Regions from separate parts of the Homo sapiens genome. Here region 1 is linked to region 2. A link is an interaction called in ENCODE POLR2A ChIA-PET data of the cell type or tissue named here. Cell type or tissue: OCI-LY7. All regions are shown on one strand. Links, peaks and the distances in the headings refer to the core of each region. The heading gives the core; the rest is flanking DNA. Region 1 overlaps AMDHD1 (amidohydrolase domain containing 1). Region 2 overlaps LTA4H (leukotriene A4 hydrolase).

Region 1 (10,876 bases), core at 3,397-8,396, 67 kb before region 2:
TGCCCGGCCAGCCGCCCCATCCGGGAGGGAGGTGGGGGGTCAGCCCCCCCGCCCGGACAGCCGTGCCGTCCAGGAGGGAGGTGGGGGGGTCAGCCCCCCGCCCGGCCAGCCGCCCCGTCCGGGAGGTGAGGGGCGCCTCTGCCCGGCCAGCCACCCCGTCCGGGAGGGAGATGGGGGGGTCAGCCCCCCCACCCGGCCAGCCGCCCCGTCCGGGAGGGAGGTGGGGGGGTCAGCCCCCCGCCTGGCCAGCCGCCCCGTCCGGGAGGGAGGTGGGGGGGTCAGCGCCCCGCCCGGCCAGCCGCCCCGTCTGGGAGGTGAGGGGCGCCTCTGCCCGGCCGCCCCTACTGGGAAGTGAGGAGCCCCTCTGCCCGGCCAGCCGCCCCATCCGGGAGGGAGGTGGGGGGGTCAGCCCCCCGCCCGGCCAGCCGCCCTGTCCGGGAGGGAGGTGGGGGGGTCAGCCCCCCGCCCGGCCAGCCGCCCTGTCCGGGAGGGAGGTGGGGGGGTCAGCCCTCCGCCCGGCCAGCCGCCCCGTCTGGGAGTTGAGGGGCGCCTCTGCCCGGCCGCCCCTACTGGGAAGTGAGGAGCCCCTCTGCCCGGCCAGCCGCCCCGTCCGGGAGGGAGGTGGGGGGGTCGGCCCCCCGCCCGGCCAGCCGCCCCATCCGGGAGGGAGGTGGGGGGGTCAGCCCCCCGCCCGGCCAGCCGCCCTGTCCAGGAGGGAGGTGGGGGTGTCAGCCCCACGCCCGGCCAGCCGCCTCGTCCGGGAGGGAGGTGGGGGGGTCAGCCCCCCACCCGGCCAGCCGCCCCGTCTGGGAGGGAGGTGGGGGGGGGTCAGCCCCCCTGCCCGGCCAGTGGCCCCGTCCGGGAGGTGAGGGGCGCCTCTGCCCGGCCGCCCCTACTGGGAAGTGAGGAGCCCCTCTGCCCGGCCAGCCGCCCCGTCCGGGAGGGAGGTGGGGGTGTCAGCCCCCCGCCCGGCCAGCTGCCCCGTCCGGGAGGGAGGTGGGGGGGGGGTCAGCCCCCACCGCCCAGCCAGCCGACCCGTCCGGGAGGTGAGGGGCGCCTCTGCCCAGCCACCACCCCGTCTGGGAGGTGTGCCCAACAGCTCATTGAGAACGGGCCAGGATGACAATGGCGGCTTTGTGGAATAGAAAGGCGGGAAAGGCGGGGAAAAGATTGAGAAATCGGATGGTTGCCGTGTCTGTGTGGAAAGAAGTAGACATGGGAGACTTTTCATTTTGTTCTGCACTAAGAAAAATTCCTCTGTCTTGGGATCCTGTTGATCTGTGACCTTACCCCCAACCCTGTGCTCTCTGAAACATGTGCTGTGTCCACTCAGGGTTAAATGGATTAAGGGCGGTGCAAGATGTGCTTTGTTAAACAGATGCTTGAAGGCAGCATGCTCGTTAAGAGTCATCACCAATCCCTAATCTCAAGTAATCAGGGACACAAACACTGCGGAAGGCCGCAGGGTCCTCTGCCTAGGAAAACCAGAGACCTTTGTTCACTTGTTTATCTGCTGACCTTCCCTCCACTATTGTCCCATGACCCTGCCAAATCCCCCTCTGTGAGAAACACCCAAGAATTATCAATAAAAAAATAAATTAAAAAAAAAAAAAAAAAAAGAAAAAAAAAAAAAAAAAAGAGACTGCACAGAGGGGTGCCTGAACCAATGGGAGGATCGGGAGAGGTGTCAGATTTATCTACTATAAAACAAGACCAATTTTTAGGTTTTAGAAACTGAGACAGTGTATGTGCCAATTCTAAATTTTCACAAAGCACCCTGAGAGCCACTCAAAGAAGCATCATCCTCCTTAAATCATCATCATTACTGTTTTCATTATAATTATACTTTAGCTCCTAAAGTAGGGTCTTGCTTGCTAATTTGCTTTACTTTCAGAAGACTCTGCAGAATTTTTCTTCCTAAATTTCTCAGAATACAAAGTAAATAAAACCACATGTGCCTATTATTTGTATCCCCTAAAAAAGTATATGTGATATACGTTCATTGTAGGAAAAGAAAATACAGATGAACAAAAAGGAAAAAGTCACTCAAACCCCATCATTAGGTGAACTAATACCAACATTTAGTGCTTCTGCTTTCAGATGTTTTCCTATGCAAATAGAATCACATAAAAATGCATGCTTTAGAAAAGGAAGCTATGCATATTGTTTTGTATTCGGGTTTTTTCACTTAGTCATAAATAGTGAAAATCTCACCATAGCAGTAATATGTATCTTTGTAATTTTAATGACTACCTTAAAAAAACACTTTTGGGGGAATGCTTTTTGTTGGTTTCCTTCAATAACTGCCCTCATTATGTCCTCAACAAAGGAACATAAGCCTTTGTTCAAACATAGGTACATCCACAGATGAATGAGAGAACCACACTGTTGAAAGGTAGATAAGCATGGGATTAGTGGGGTCAGGAAGAGGACCCAGTGCCCTCAAAATTCACCTCCTGCACAGACGGAGAATGTTAGAGATTTATTTCTTAGGTTTGACTTTGTTAAAACAACCTCTCTTAAAGCAGTGTCAGTCATTAACTCTTTGCATAAGAGCATTCTCTTTGTTCTTTCCCATTCAAGGGTCAATTTCTAATCCTGCCGGTCCTTTCCACCACCAGATTCACTGCACACTGGGTAGATTATCTAACTGGGCCAGATAAAAGCTGTTAGTGATGAAGAATTGTCTTAATCAGGATACTAAATTCTATTTCAAGACTTAATTTCTTATTCCACCCTAAGTTTATCCTCCCCAAATCTCCCACAATCATTATTTCTTTTCCTATCATAACATCTTCTCTTTCCATCCAGTTTCTTCTGCTCTTCCACTCTTACATTTTGTTAGGTTACCCCAACCACTTCTGTCCCAGTTCGGAATCCCTTATCCTAATTGCTTTTCACAACACATTCCAGCTCTCAGGTTTATAGCCCTCAATCTCCATGTTGGAAATACGAATTTGTTGTAAGTGACCAAGACCTAAATTAATAGTGGCTGAAACAAGATGGAAGTATATTTCTCTCCTATGTGAAAATCCAGACATACGAATGCAGGGCTAGTTGATTGCAATACTCCATGGGGTCCTTAGGAGCCAGGCCCCTGCTGCCTTGCTCTCCCATGCATGGCCCACTTTCTTACACTCACTCCATGACCCAAGATGGCCACCCCATCTCTAGTTGTGGTGTCTGCATTCCAGCCAGTAAGAATAGGAAGAGAAGACAATCTTACCGGCTAGACCTTAGTCTCATAGCCACACCTGGCTAGTGGGAGGTGGGGAAATGTAGTCTGTATTTTGGGTCATCATGTGTCCAGCTAAAATTTAGGGCTCTACTAGTGTAAAAAAGGGAACATTGATCTTGGGGAACAAATGGCAATTGTCTGCTACATATATTTGACGTTTAAAGTTTTTTTAATTGTAAATTTTCATGGGTACATATATATGGGGTACATGAGTTATTTTAAACAGTCGTACAATGTGTAATAATTATATCAGGGTAAATGGGGTTTCCATCATCTCAAGCATTCATCATTTCCTGGTGTTACAAACATTCCAATCGTACTCCCTCAGTTATTCTAAAATGTGCAACATATTATTGCTGATTGTAGTCACCCTGTTGTGATATCAAATACTGGGTCTTATTCACTGTATCTAACCATATTTTTCTAGCCATTAACAATCCCCATTTTTCTCCTCTCCCCTTCTATTCTTCCCAGCCTCTGGTAACCATCATTTTACTCTCTATCTCCATGAGCTCAATTGTTTTCATTTTTAGCTCCCACAAATGAATGAGAATATGCCAAGTTTGTCTTTCTGTGCCTGGCTTATTTCACTTAACATAATGTCCTCCAGTTCTATCCATGTTGTTGCAATTGACAGAATCTCACTCTTTTTTATGGCTGAATAGTACTCCATTGTGTGTATGTATTACATTTTCTTTATCCATTCATTTGTGGGTGGGCACTTAGTGTACTTCCAAATCTTGGCTATTGTGAATAGTGCTGCAATTAACATGGGATGCAGACATCTCTTTAATATACTGACTTCCTTTCTTTTGCATATAGATCTACCAGTGGGATTGCTGGATCATATGGTAGCTCTATTTTTAGTTTTTGAGGAACTTTCATACTCTCCATAGTGGCTGTACTGATTTACATTTCTAACAGTGTACAAGGGTTCCTCTTTCTCCACATTCTTGCCAGCATTTTTTATTGCCTGTCTTTTGGATAAAAGCCATTTTAACTGGGGTAAGATGATCTCTCATTGTGGTTTTGTTTGCATTTCTCTGAAGATCATTGATGTTGAGCACCTTTTCATATACCTGTTTGCCATTTGTATCTCTTCTTTTGAAAAATGTCTATTCAGATCTTTTGTCCATTTCTTAATCAGATTATTAGGTTTTTTCCTATTGAGCTGTTTGAGCTCCTTATATATTCTGGTTTTTAATCCCTTGTCAATTAGATAGTGTGCAAATTATTTTCTCCCATTCTGTGGGTTGTTTCTTCACATTGTTGATTATTTTCTTTGCTGTACAGAAGGCTTTTACCTTGAAGTGATCCCATTTGTCCATTTTTGGCTTGGTTGCCTGTTCTTGTGGGGTATCCCTCAAGAAATTGTTGCCTGAACCAATGTCCTAGAGAGTTTTCCCAAGGTCTTCTTTGAGTAGTTTCATAGTTTAAGTTCTTAGATTTCAGTCTTTAACCCATTTAGATTTGATTTCATTCTTTTGCATATGGATAGCCAGTTTCCCTAGCACCATTTATTGAAGAGACTGTCTTTTCCCCAATGTACGTTCTTGGCATCTTTGCTGAAAATGAGTTCACTGTAGATGTATGGACTTATTTCTGGGTTCACTATTCTGTTCCACTGGTCTATGTGTCTGTTTTTTATGCCAGTACCATGCTCTTTTGGTTACTATAGTTCTGTAGTATAATTTGAAGTCAGGTAATGTGATTCCTCCAGTTTTGTTCATTTTGCTGAGGAGGCTTTGGCTAATCTGGGTCTTTTATGGTTGCCTCGAATGTGGCTAGAGACGCTTTTCCAGACTCAGGTTCAAGATAGAAGCACAGTAAATGTTGACTAATTAACACCAAAGAATCTGAAAACATATTTTAAGTCACTCATCAGATTTCTCACAAGATTTCCCCAAATTTAATAACTATTTCTTGATTTTTCTTCAGAGATGGATTTATAAAAGCTATTGGTCCTGCTGATGTTATTCAAAGACAGTTTTCTGGAGAAACTTTTGAAGAAATAATTGACTGCTCTGGGAAATGTATTCTACCAGGTATTTACCTCTTTTTCAGTAAAGGTCTACAAGTAGCTTTAACAGTTGCTCCTGAAATGTAAAGAGGAAGAGTAACAGCTTATTTTAAAGTCTCAAAATAATATTTAAAAAAAATCATCGTTCCATGTATTGAATTTCTATTATTGAATGTATAGCTGCTTTCAAACATGGTTTCACCTTGAATCCTTATAACTGCCCTGTGTGGGAGGTATCATTATCTATACTTTACAGATTAGAAAATTGAAGCTAAGGGTGAAATATGTTACCCAAGGTTCCTAAACAGGAAACAGACAACCTAGGAATCAAGCCCATTCATTCGACTCCACTTCTTCCCACTCACATGCTGAATAGAAACCAGCTGTGTTGTGTTTAGGTTCAAAAACAGTCAAAAGAACTTTATTAATCCATGGCATAGGAGAGGCTAACAAGGCAGCTGCTGTCTCTAATACTAGAAATACTCTAAATTTGTATAGGATGTGAAACAAAGGATCCAGCTCTGGGCAGAAAAAGAAAAACAAAAATCCTAGAGCTTTCACTGCAGTTCACTTGTATCTTTGATGATTGACAACAGAATCAGTTTATTAACCATCATCTCCTACATTATGTTGTATGGCTTCATATAATCATCCAAAACAAGTTTCACAAACTTTCAGTTCTACACAAACAAAAGGGCTTCATATTTATATTTTTTTATATAAAATTTTTATACTTTTAAATATTTATTGTACACATCTGACAGAGCTTCTAACTGATGGGTTTTCATTTGTTTGTTTATTTTGAGACAGTCTCACTGTGTCACCAAGGCTGGAGGGCAGTGGTGTGATCTTGGCTCACTGCAACCTCCACCTCCCAGGTTCAAGCAATTCTTTTGCCTCAGTCTCCTAAGTAGCTGGATTACAGGCATGCACCATCATGCCTGGCTAATTTTTGTATTTTTAGTAGCAACAGGGTTTCACCATGTTGGTCAGGCTGGTCTCAAACTCCTGATCTCAAGCGATCTGCTGATCTCGGTCTCCCAAAGTGCTGGTATTATAGGCATGAGCCACCACGCCCGGCCTTCCTTATGATTCTTGAGAGTCAGGAGACAAAGTCAGGGTGAAATGTTATGAAAAAGAGGAATATAGCAGAAAGCAATCTGAGTAGGCGCTTTTGATTTTAGTCCAATCAGAGCCAATAATGAGTCATTTAATCCATAAGGTATCTAAAACATTTTGGAAAGACACACTTTACTGAATTGTACCTGGATAAACAAAAGTTTCAAGTGATTGCTTTACAGTTTCTCCTTAATTAAAATACATTTCTTTCTTGAAAATAGATTAATCTTTCTGATTTCACATTTTCCCTTCTCAGAGTTGCAGGGGGAGGGGATTGTAGTATTGTTTTCATATCCAGATTATTCCTTGTGATAAGGTTCATGGTTTTGCCAACTAGGGGGCTTGACAACCTAATTTCAAAGCTTATTTGGGCCAGGAGTAGTGGCTGATGCTTGTAATCCCAGCACTTTGGGAGGCTGAGTCAGGCAGATCATTGGAGGCTGAGGCAGGCAGATCGTTTAAGCCCAGGAGTTCAAGACCAACCTGGGCAACATGGCAAATTTTAGCTTGTGTGGTGGTGCATGACTATAGTCCCAGCTACTAGGGAGGCTGAGGTGGGAGGATTGCTTGAGCCTGGGAGGTCAAGGCTGTAGGGAGCTGTGAGTGTGCCACTGCACTCCAGCCTGGGCGACAGAGTGAGAACCTTTCTCAAAAATAAATAAAATAAAATAAAATAAAATAAAATAAAATAAAAGCTTATTTGGTGAGCATGGACTTACTGAGCAAAAGGAGCTGTATTTCTGTAAGGGATATTTTCATCATGTTGCATCACCTCCTTCATTAGAGCTTTCTAGACCAACCATACAACAGGGCAGTCTTCTTTTCTCTCTATCAAGGGAACCAGACAGACAAATTCTTCCTTTCATGCTCCTCCAAAATGGATGGCCACCATCACACTTTCCCCAGAGCAGCAGGGTATAGTGCTGCTGTTTGCCTGCTGTCTAAGTGCTCTCTATTTCTTAATTGTAAGATAACTTGATTTATTGATTATAGGTTTGGTGGATGCACACACACATCCAGTATGGGCTGGTGAAAGAGTTCACGAATTTGCAATGAAGGTAACTGCAACAAATCATGGCAAATCAAAATAAAGCACAAATATGAAGTCTTTTGCTGAAGAGTTAGTAGGCTATCAAGCTTTGCAACATATGTCAACATATTTTTTAATGGATATTTTTACTTGCTTGGGTATGGGAAACAAATGACAACAAAACTTATTTATAACTGCCCCAAATCATTGTATTATACACAGGGCTATTCCTGCCCACTAATGTCTCCCTCTCTTTCCTTCCCCACATTCCCATTCCAAATCGCTATCTCTAGTAGCTTTTGAAAGGGCTCCAAGGAATAGTTTGAAAATTGCCATTCATTGGAGTAAAGCTTGGAAAAATATGTTACTAATCACAAAAATAAAATACCTTAATTTTTCTGTTATAAACTGAGACTTATTAAGAATCACAAAATGTAAGCTGTGTTAGTCCTATATTAGCTGTAACCAACTCCTAAATCCCTGGTTGGAGAGATTTTCACATGTGTTTTTTAAAAAAGAAAAAAAAAGATGTGCCTCCTAGCAGCTAAACTGGCTTATTTCAGGAAAAGAAAAAAAAAATTCTTTTCTTCAGCTATCATGTACCTGCTTCAACAAACTAGAGCTGTTTTTAAGATTGTTTTATTAAATCACAGAATTTCAGAGCCAAAAGCAGTCCAATCCTCTCATTGTATAGACGGAGAAAGAGATTTACAGTCCAATCCTCTCATTATGTAGATGGAGAAAGCTGGGTCTAGAGAAGGGAAGAGTGTTGACTAGCGTCACCAGCTGGAGGATGGCAGAACCCAGATGAAAACTCCGGCCAGGAGACCCCAGGCCTGCATCCTTTCTCTGCACCACACTCCTTGCTGCCCAGAGTAACTGGAGCCCAGTGGGACCCTAGAAAGAGCCTCTTTGAGTGACAAAGATCAAGCTCCAAACTCGGATGGCCAAATATTGAGACAAGGAAACTTCCTGGGGCCGCTTTAGTGGAGATCTGAATAATTGCAATGGGGTTCCCTGCAACTCCTGAATTGCCTAAGCTTTGTTTTCTCAAACAAGCTGAGGGATGGAGGGAGGGCTGATACTTAGCAAGTACACATTGCGGGTTGATTGACTTGTTAAAATATTGCAATACTCCTGTGCCAGTTTTGTTTTGTTTTGTTTGTTTGTTTGTTTTTTGAGATAGAGTCTCGCTCTGTCACCCAGGCTGGAGTGCAGTGGTGCGATCTCAGCTCCCTGCAACCTCCGCCTCCCGGGTTCAAGTGATTCTCCTGTCTCAGCCTCCAGAGTAGCTGGGGCTACAGGCGTGTGCCACCATGCCCCCGCTAATTTTTGTATTTTTAGTAGAGATGGGGTTTCACCATATTGGTCAGGCTGTTCTTGAACTCCTGACCTCGTGATCTGCCCACCTAGGCCTCCCAAAGTATTGGGATTACAGGCGTGAGCCACCGCGCCAGGCCTCACTGCCCTAAGATCCCAACAGGCCACCCACCACATCTCCCATCTCTACCACTCCAGTCTCTTCCCAAGACCCCTTCGGAGCTCCCCACAATCCAGTGTCTGGCAGACTAGGGGCTTCCAGGACTGTGTATCCCAGCACCTTTCTAATCTGATGGGTTGGTGCCCATGCCATATGGCTTCTTAATCATTATATAATATTGCCCCTGGAAGTAGATTCTTCAGACCTCCCTGCAACTTCCTGGCATGTGCTGGCCTAAAGGTGAGGCGTGTGTTCAGTTGGCAGGAGCCACCTACATGGAAATTCACCAGGCCGGAGGAGGGATCCACTTTACCGTGGAGCGCACGCGCCAAGCCACAGAGGAGGAGCTGTTCCGCTCCTTGCAGCAACGGCTCCAGTGCATGATGAGGGCTGGCACCACGCTGGTGGAGTGCAAGAGTGGATATGGCCTCGACCTGGAGACCGAGCTCAAGATGCTGCGCGTGATTGAGCGCGCCCGGCGGGAGCTGGACATCGGCATCTCGGCTACCTACTGCGGGGCTCATTCAGTGCCTAAGTAATCTCAGCCAGTGGGGGCCCGGGTTTAACTCAGAGCATTGAAAACGAACCCCGGGGGTGGAGGCGCATTAGCACTTTAGCTCTTGCAGGGAGATGGATAGAAGTCTTTGGAAAGACCTGATTCTAATGGCCACTCATCCCGCAGACTCGGTTTTAGGAAGGCGATCCCTTAGCCTCATCAGTCTGCTAGTCCTTTAATTATGATAGAAGAGATGTTTCAAGCTCTTTGGGTTAAGACAAAGAAATGGCTCCGTGTAGGTCGTTTAAAATTACACATATTAATTTGAATAATTTCCCATGATAATTAATTAGCATTTCTAAAAGCACTTTAGAAGTTAATAGTAATGCTCTTTAAGAGGTAGCTCAAACCTTGTGGTCTAGGTGACTCAAAGGGGTTCGTTTTTGTTCATCTGCTTGCTTTCTTAACAGCAAACATTTTTGTTTTGTTGTTGTAAATGATTTTTAGCCTTCCCCTTTATCTAAAAGTTCCTCCTACATGGCCTTACTGTAGAGAACTCTGTTCCTTTCTGTACTTGCATTTTATTTGTCCAGAGTTCCTTTTGGTCCTGGAATTTCTAAATAGGAAGGCTCATGGTTCCAACAGCCAACTGAACTATCTAAAAGAAATCCAGGACTTGAACATGCATAAGGTGCCTCCAAAGTCTTAGTGTGGTCTTAAACATTGATAACTTAAATAGATAAATATAATACTACAGACTTACAATCATTATTTAAAAATTTAATTGTTTAAATTTCTTTTACATTTATCTGATTTTGTAAACTTCGGAATATAAATTCCGTTTTTAGGCCAGGCATAGTGGCTCACACCTGTAATCCCAGCACTTTGGGAGGCCAAGGCAGGTGGATCGCTTGAGCTCAGGAGTTTGAGACCAACCTGGCCAACATGGTGAAACCCCATCTCTACTAAAAATACAAAAATTAGCGAGGCGTGGTGGCCCATGCCTGTAATCCCAGCTACTCAGGAGGCTGAGGCACGAGAATCGCTTAAGCCCGGGAGGCGGAGGTTGCAGTGAGCCGAGATTGTGCCACTGTACTCCAGCCTGGGCGACAGAGCAAAACTCTATCTCAAAAAATATATATATATTTTTTTAATTGACAAATAATATATTTATCATGTAGAGCATGTTGTTTTAAAATATGTATACCTTGTGAAATGGCTAAATCGAACTAATTAATATATGCATTACTTTACATACTTATCACTTTTTGTGGTGAGAACACTTAAAATCTATTTTTTAACAATTTTTAGGAAAACAATACATTACTATTAGCTATAGTCACTTTTTAATGGAAAAATATAAATATTTAATATCAATAAAAATTAACTTCATGTTATCTTCAATCAGAGGAACTAAAAAAGTAACATTAAAATTTATTATTCAAAATTAACAAAACTAGTTGTGTAGAAAAGACATAAATATTTAATATTTC
Region 2 (5,000 bases), core at 1-5,000:
ACTAAAATTACAAAAATTAGCTGGGCATGGTGGTGTGCACCTATAGTCCCAGCTACTCAAGAGGCTGAGGCAGGAGAATCGCTTGAACCCGGGGGCAGAGGTTGCAGTGAGCTGAGATTGTGCCACTGCACTCCAACCTGGGCAACAGAGCAAGCCTGTGTCTCAAAAAACAACAAAAAAAAAATGAGATTGTGATAACCACAATAAACAATAAAATTAGAAACAAAGGTTACACGAACAAGAGAAAAGATTTTTATACATATATACATTATTAGGACTCTAAGGTTCTTTACATATATATACATATTATTAGGACTCCTAAGGTTCTTAAGTTTATTTTTGAAACGTCAATTTCAAATGAAGAAACATTTACACTTACCAGTAGAGTAGGAGTTACAAAAGTAAGGCAAGGATTCTCCATGCCACCATAAGGGAAGGATGGTGGCAGGACCAATAGGTCATACTGTCCCCATACATACGGTCCTCCCAGATCTTCTGCTATTTTAAGCATAGATTCAGTCTGAAAAATCAACATATATATGTCTGTATGCCTTAATTATCACCATTGTACATTTCTTAAAATTGTATATTGCTTTCTATGAAGGTTACAAGTTAATGATTTTTATGTTAAATGAAAATGATAAAAAGAATGTAGCAACTACACATCTACATAAAAGACAATCTGGTTCTTTCCCCGTATCACTTAAAACCATCACATTTCACACTCAAAATCTTCAATCTACTGTCTATCACAATGATTACAAAGGATAACTAAATGACCAACCTCAGAAAACTCATAAGCAGACTTTTCCACCTGCTCTTTCTCAGACCACACCAAAGTTCTTGGGCCAATTTGCCTGCAAGATTAAAAAGCTTAATAAAAAAGAAATTCATGGCAAATGATTCATCTGGTTCTAAAAAGTAGTTAATGTCTTGTAGACAAACCTTTACAGTGAGAGTGCATTTACCATGTGCCTATGGGAAAGGGATGAGGTTACATGGCGTGAGCTGCAAACCTGCTGTTGTATATGCAGCAATAGATATGCAGCTCTCTAAGGAGGTACAGGCTGGGCCAAAGGAAAAAAACCAAGACATAAGGTGTCCCCAATTAGTTTATTGCCTCTTGTAAGACCTCTTGAGGGTCTCATTTCATCCCTCAATTTCACAACTATAGAAACCCAGTCACAACTCATAAGAAACTATTTTTTTTTTTTTTTTTTTTTTTTGAGACGGAGTCTCGCTCTGTCACCCAGGCTGGAGTGCAGTGGCACGATCTTGGCTCACTGCAAGCTCCACCTCCCAGGTTCACACCATTCTCCTGCCTCAGCCTCCCTAGTAGCTGGGACTACAGGTGCCCGCCACCACGCCCAGCTAATTTTTTCTTTTTTTTGTATTTTTAGTAGAGACAGGGTTTCACTGTGTTAGCCAGGATGGTCTCAATTCCCTGACCTCATGATCCGCCTGCCTCGGCCACCCAAATTGCTGGGATTACAGGCGTGAGCCACCACGCCCAGCGTTTTTTTTTTTTTTTTTTTTAAATATACAGGGTCTCATTCTGTTGCCCAGGCTGAGTACAGAGGGGCCATCACAGCTCACTGCAGCCTCCACCTCCTGGGCTCAAGCAATACTCCCACCTCAGCCTTCTGAGTAGCTGGGACTACAGGCATACACTACCATGCCCGATTAATTTTTTATTTTTTTGTAGAGACATGATCTCACTTATGTTGCCCGGCCTGGTCTTGAACTCCTGGGCTCAAGCGATCCTCCCACTTTGGCCTCCCAAAGTGACGGGATTACAGGCATGAGCCACAGAGCCCAGCCTGTAAGACTATTCTAGAACAGGAATGGGTATAAACTTTGTCATGCACTTAAAGGTTGAATACTCTTATATAAGAAGAAACAAATAGAAAATGAAGGAAATCCTGTCAGATGCTATAACGTGGATAAACCTTAAGGGCATTATGACACCTTGAATGAAATAAGCCAGACACAAAGAGATAAAATCATACTGTATGATTCTACTTATGTGAGGTATCTAAAGTAATCAAATTCATAGGAACAGAAAATAGAATGGGTGTTACCAAGGACTGGGCGGTGGGGGAAAGAGGAGCTATTGTTTAATTGGTGCAGAGTTTCAGTTCTGCAAAATGAAAAATTTCTGAAGATCTGTTTCACAACAATGTGGATATACTTAACACTACTGAACCGCACACTTAAAAACAGTTAAGTGTGCTTAAAACTAAGAATGAACAAAAAATTAAGAAGGAAGGGCACTTTATTTGTAAAATATTGATAAAATATCTTACATTTCTGTAATATTTGTAGGCTTCCAAGTTCTTTAATATATTTTATCTCATTTGTTTCACATAACCACCCTATGAGGTAGAAAGTCAGACATTATAATTTCAAGGATAAGGAAACAGAGATTGAGAGTGACTTGTTCAAGCTTACATGAGAATCCAGATCTCTAAAGGTAAGAGCATGCTCATTTTACAATACTTGAAAAAATAAGGGGTAACTGGTCAAGATTTTTAAATGTAAAATTAATTTGTTGCCTACATTTTAGATTTGAATTTTTCTAGAGCTGTCAGCTTGATATCTTGAGAAATATGCAAATGATTGACCAATTAACCTTGAGAGAAGTTCAAGATGCCTAAGTTTTGATCTTTCCACAAACCTGAAAATTTTTCCAAAAGCTCACCTGCTTTCTAAAGCTCCAACAACTAAAGCAATCAGGTAGCAGGGTATTGGAACCTAAAGAGGGCAAACAAACGCACACCACGTGCTTGCATTAGTGTTCACAAATGTTACACAGTAAGACAATTCATATTTAAAAGTAAGTAAATTCCCTTTCAAATCTCCTAATATTAGTAGGGATAACTTTGCTTTTATACTTCTCAAATAGTTCTCATCTTTAACATATAGCTTAAAATTGTGATATAAAACATTGTTCAAAACATCTATTTGCCTTTTATTCTGCTAGGAACAAAAGCTTCTCACACATGAAAAACAAGATCACACATACTATTAAAAGGTGCATTTTGAGCATTTCTCAAAAAGTAACCTACAGGAAGCGCATTTCCCATATGTTTGCCTTTTTCCTCCTGACTTTTAAAAGGTTTTGGTTTTCTTTTTTTATTCCTTTATGTTTCAAAGCACTATTGGCATGTTGTAGAGGCACACAGAGTTACCCGGCAATAAGTAGATGCCAAAGTTATGGGAGCTTGGAACCACAGAAGCTGCAGTGGAAGTCAAATTATCCATTGTGAGGTCAATTAAGAAAACACACACACACACACACACACACACACACACACACTCACGCATGCATACACATTCTGTTCACTGAAGGTCAAAGATACATGTCTAATGACCAGGACTGTAACTGAGTGCTTTTTTGGTCTTGACTCCTCCATTTGTAAACACTCTCAACAGCCACTTGCCCACACTGTAGTACCAGGGCAGGTGAATGCGTAAGAACTCAAAAGAACAGGAAGCCAGCCCCTGAACTGGAGTGAGGGAAAATGAAAACAGGTATGCTCCCTATTCTGTCTCTACAGCAAACCCTCTCTTCAATACAACACTCTGTAAGTAGAACAAAACCCTTTAAAAGCACAAAAGAAAAAAAAATGAAGAAAACAAAAACCAAAAGCTGTTCTCAAAATTCTGAAATATTTCAAAAGTAATTTTGCCCTCTGGATGTGTACAAGCTAACTGTAGTTTACCGCCAATGAAAACAAAAATCTAGACCCTAGGATCTTACTTTTTGGATGAATTTGTATATTTTCCTGCTTGGGTCTTCTGGGTCAGGTGTTTCTCCATCACGAATAGCACTCATAAGTGCCACCAGTTCTTTAGGGACAGACACCTAATCAAGGAGAAAAATCATTTCTAGTCATAAATAAAAGCTTCTATGTGTCTTAAACCATATATGTAAAATAACCTTTTCTTCCCATTCTTGACTATCTAATAAACAGACTATGAACACAAAAAGTATATACATATACAAAAAGTATATATATACACACACATATATATGAACACAACGTGTATAGATGTGTATATATATGCACACATATATATGTGTATATATATAAAACACATATACAAAAAGTATATATATACACATATACATATCAGTTTTGTAAATAAAATTAGCAATATGGGAAACTGGCTTCTTTAAAAGTGAATGTGAAATTTCTATCCATTCACCCATGCACATTAAGAGCAGAGTTTTGGTAGAAACTGGATTAAAATCCCAGCTCTGCCACCTAATAACTAACTGCACAAACTTGGGCAAATAAATATAACCCCCGAGCCTCAGTTTCCCCATCAAGTAAGTGTAAAACTTCAAAGGCTTGCTGCAAGGAATAAATAATATAAGTGAAGAGCCCAGCACCATCCCTGGCAATGGCAGCCACCATCCCTGCTCCCGCTACACTCACAAAACAGATTCAAAAGGACGTTATATACTCACTGTAGGACAGAATGGTTTTGAACAATTTTGTTTTGAAAACACACACTTGGAGTTACAAATAGAGGAACATTTTAAAAGTAGTAACTGTGAAAAACTAAAATTTATTGCTAAAAACTGTCAAATAATTTTCTCTGGAAATCCATACGGAAAAGACCCTTATGCGGCAAACCATATAGTCATTTAACTGTGTATCCTAGCTCCATGATTCTGAAAGTTTGATTTCTGATGAATGCCAGAATAAAGGACTCCCCCAAGTATTAATGATCAAACAAGAATATATTCCAGTAGGGGCTAGACTTTCATGTTCTTCTTGCATGGCTCAGGACCCAAAGCTGTGACTGAGGCAGGCACAGAATTAGAAGTTCCTGAACCAGTGCTACAACAATTGTAGATTCTAAAGCACAAAACTATTCAGGAAATAATTCGGTTCAGCCACCTCCCTTCATTTAGGTGGTGATACGTTATATATATGTGCCAGCTGAGGTTGCGAGGTCATAAAACTTGTTCAAGTGTCACATCATTA

What was found. ChIA-PET counts read pairs that join two places held together with the same protein. Peaks named below come from ENCODE experiments on the same cell type or tissue, not always from the same donor. Only the 100,000 strongest peaks of a DNase experiment are listed, where the experiment ranks them.
Region 1: POLR2A ChIA-PET joins it to region 2 with 5 read pairs; 14 of 35 experiments call an interaction of 5 or more read pairs at or near these places.

What each region holds. Positions count from the first base shown.
Region 1 is chr12:95,947,541-95,958,416 of GRCh38, forward strand. It overlaps AMDHD1 (amidohydrolase domain containing 1), which reads left to right. Exons shown (of 9, transcript NM_152435.3): 2 at 5,177-5,283; 3 at 7,371-7,435; 4 at 9,145-9,422. Among named protein-coding and RNA genes, the nearest start is that of AMDHD1, 9.6 kb to the left of the region's middle. RefSeq lists enhancers at 8,810-9,323, 9,324-9,836. In OCI-LY7, for the core only: a CTCF peak has its summit at 8,197; no DNase peak of the experiment used is centred there.
Region 2 is chr12:96,018,384-96,023,383 of GRCh38, forward strand. LTA4H (leukotriene A4 hydrolase) reads right to left here. Exons shown (of 19, transcript NM_000895.3): 5 at 3,764-3,868; 6 at 2,702-2,754; 7 at 785-857; 8 at 380-520. Among named protein-coding and RNA genes, the nearest start is that of LTA4H, 15 kb to the right of the region's middle. RefSeq lists an enhancer at 4,137-4,306. In OCI-LY7, for the core only: no CTCF peak of the experiment used is centred there; DNase peaks (open chromatin) are centred at 2,118 and 3,418; H3K4me3 peaks cover 2,101 bases; H3K27ac peaks cover 2,566 bases.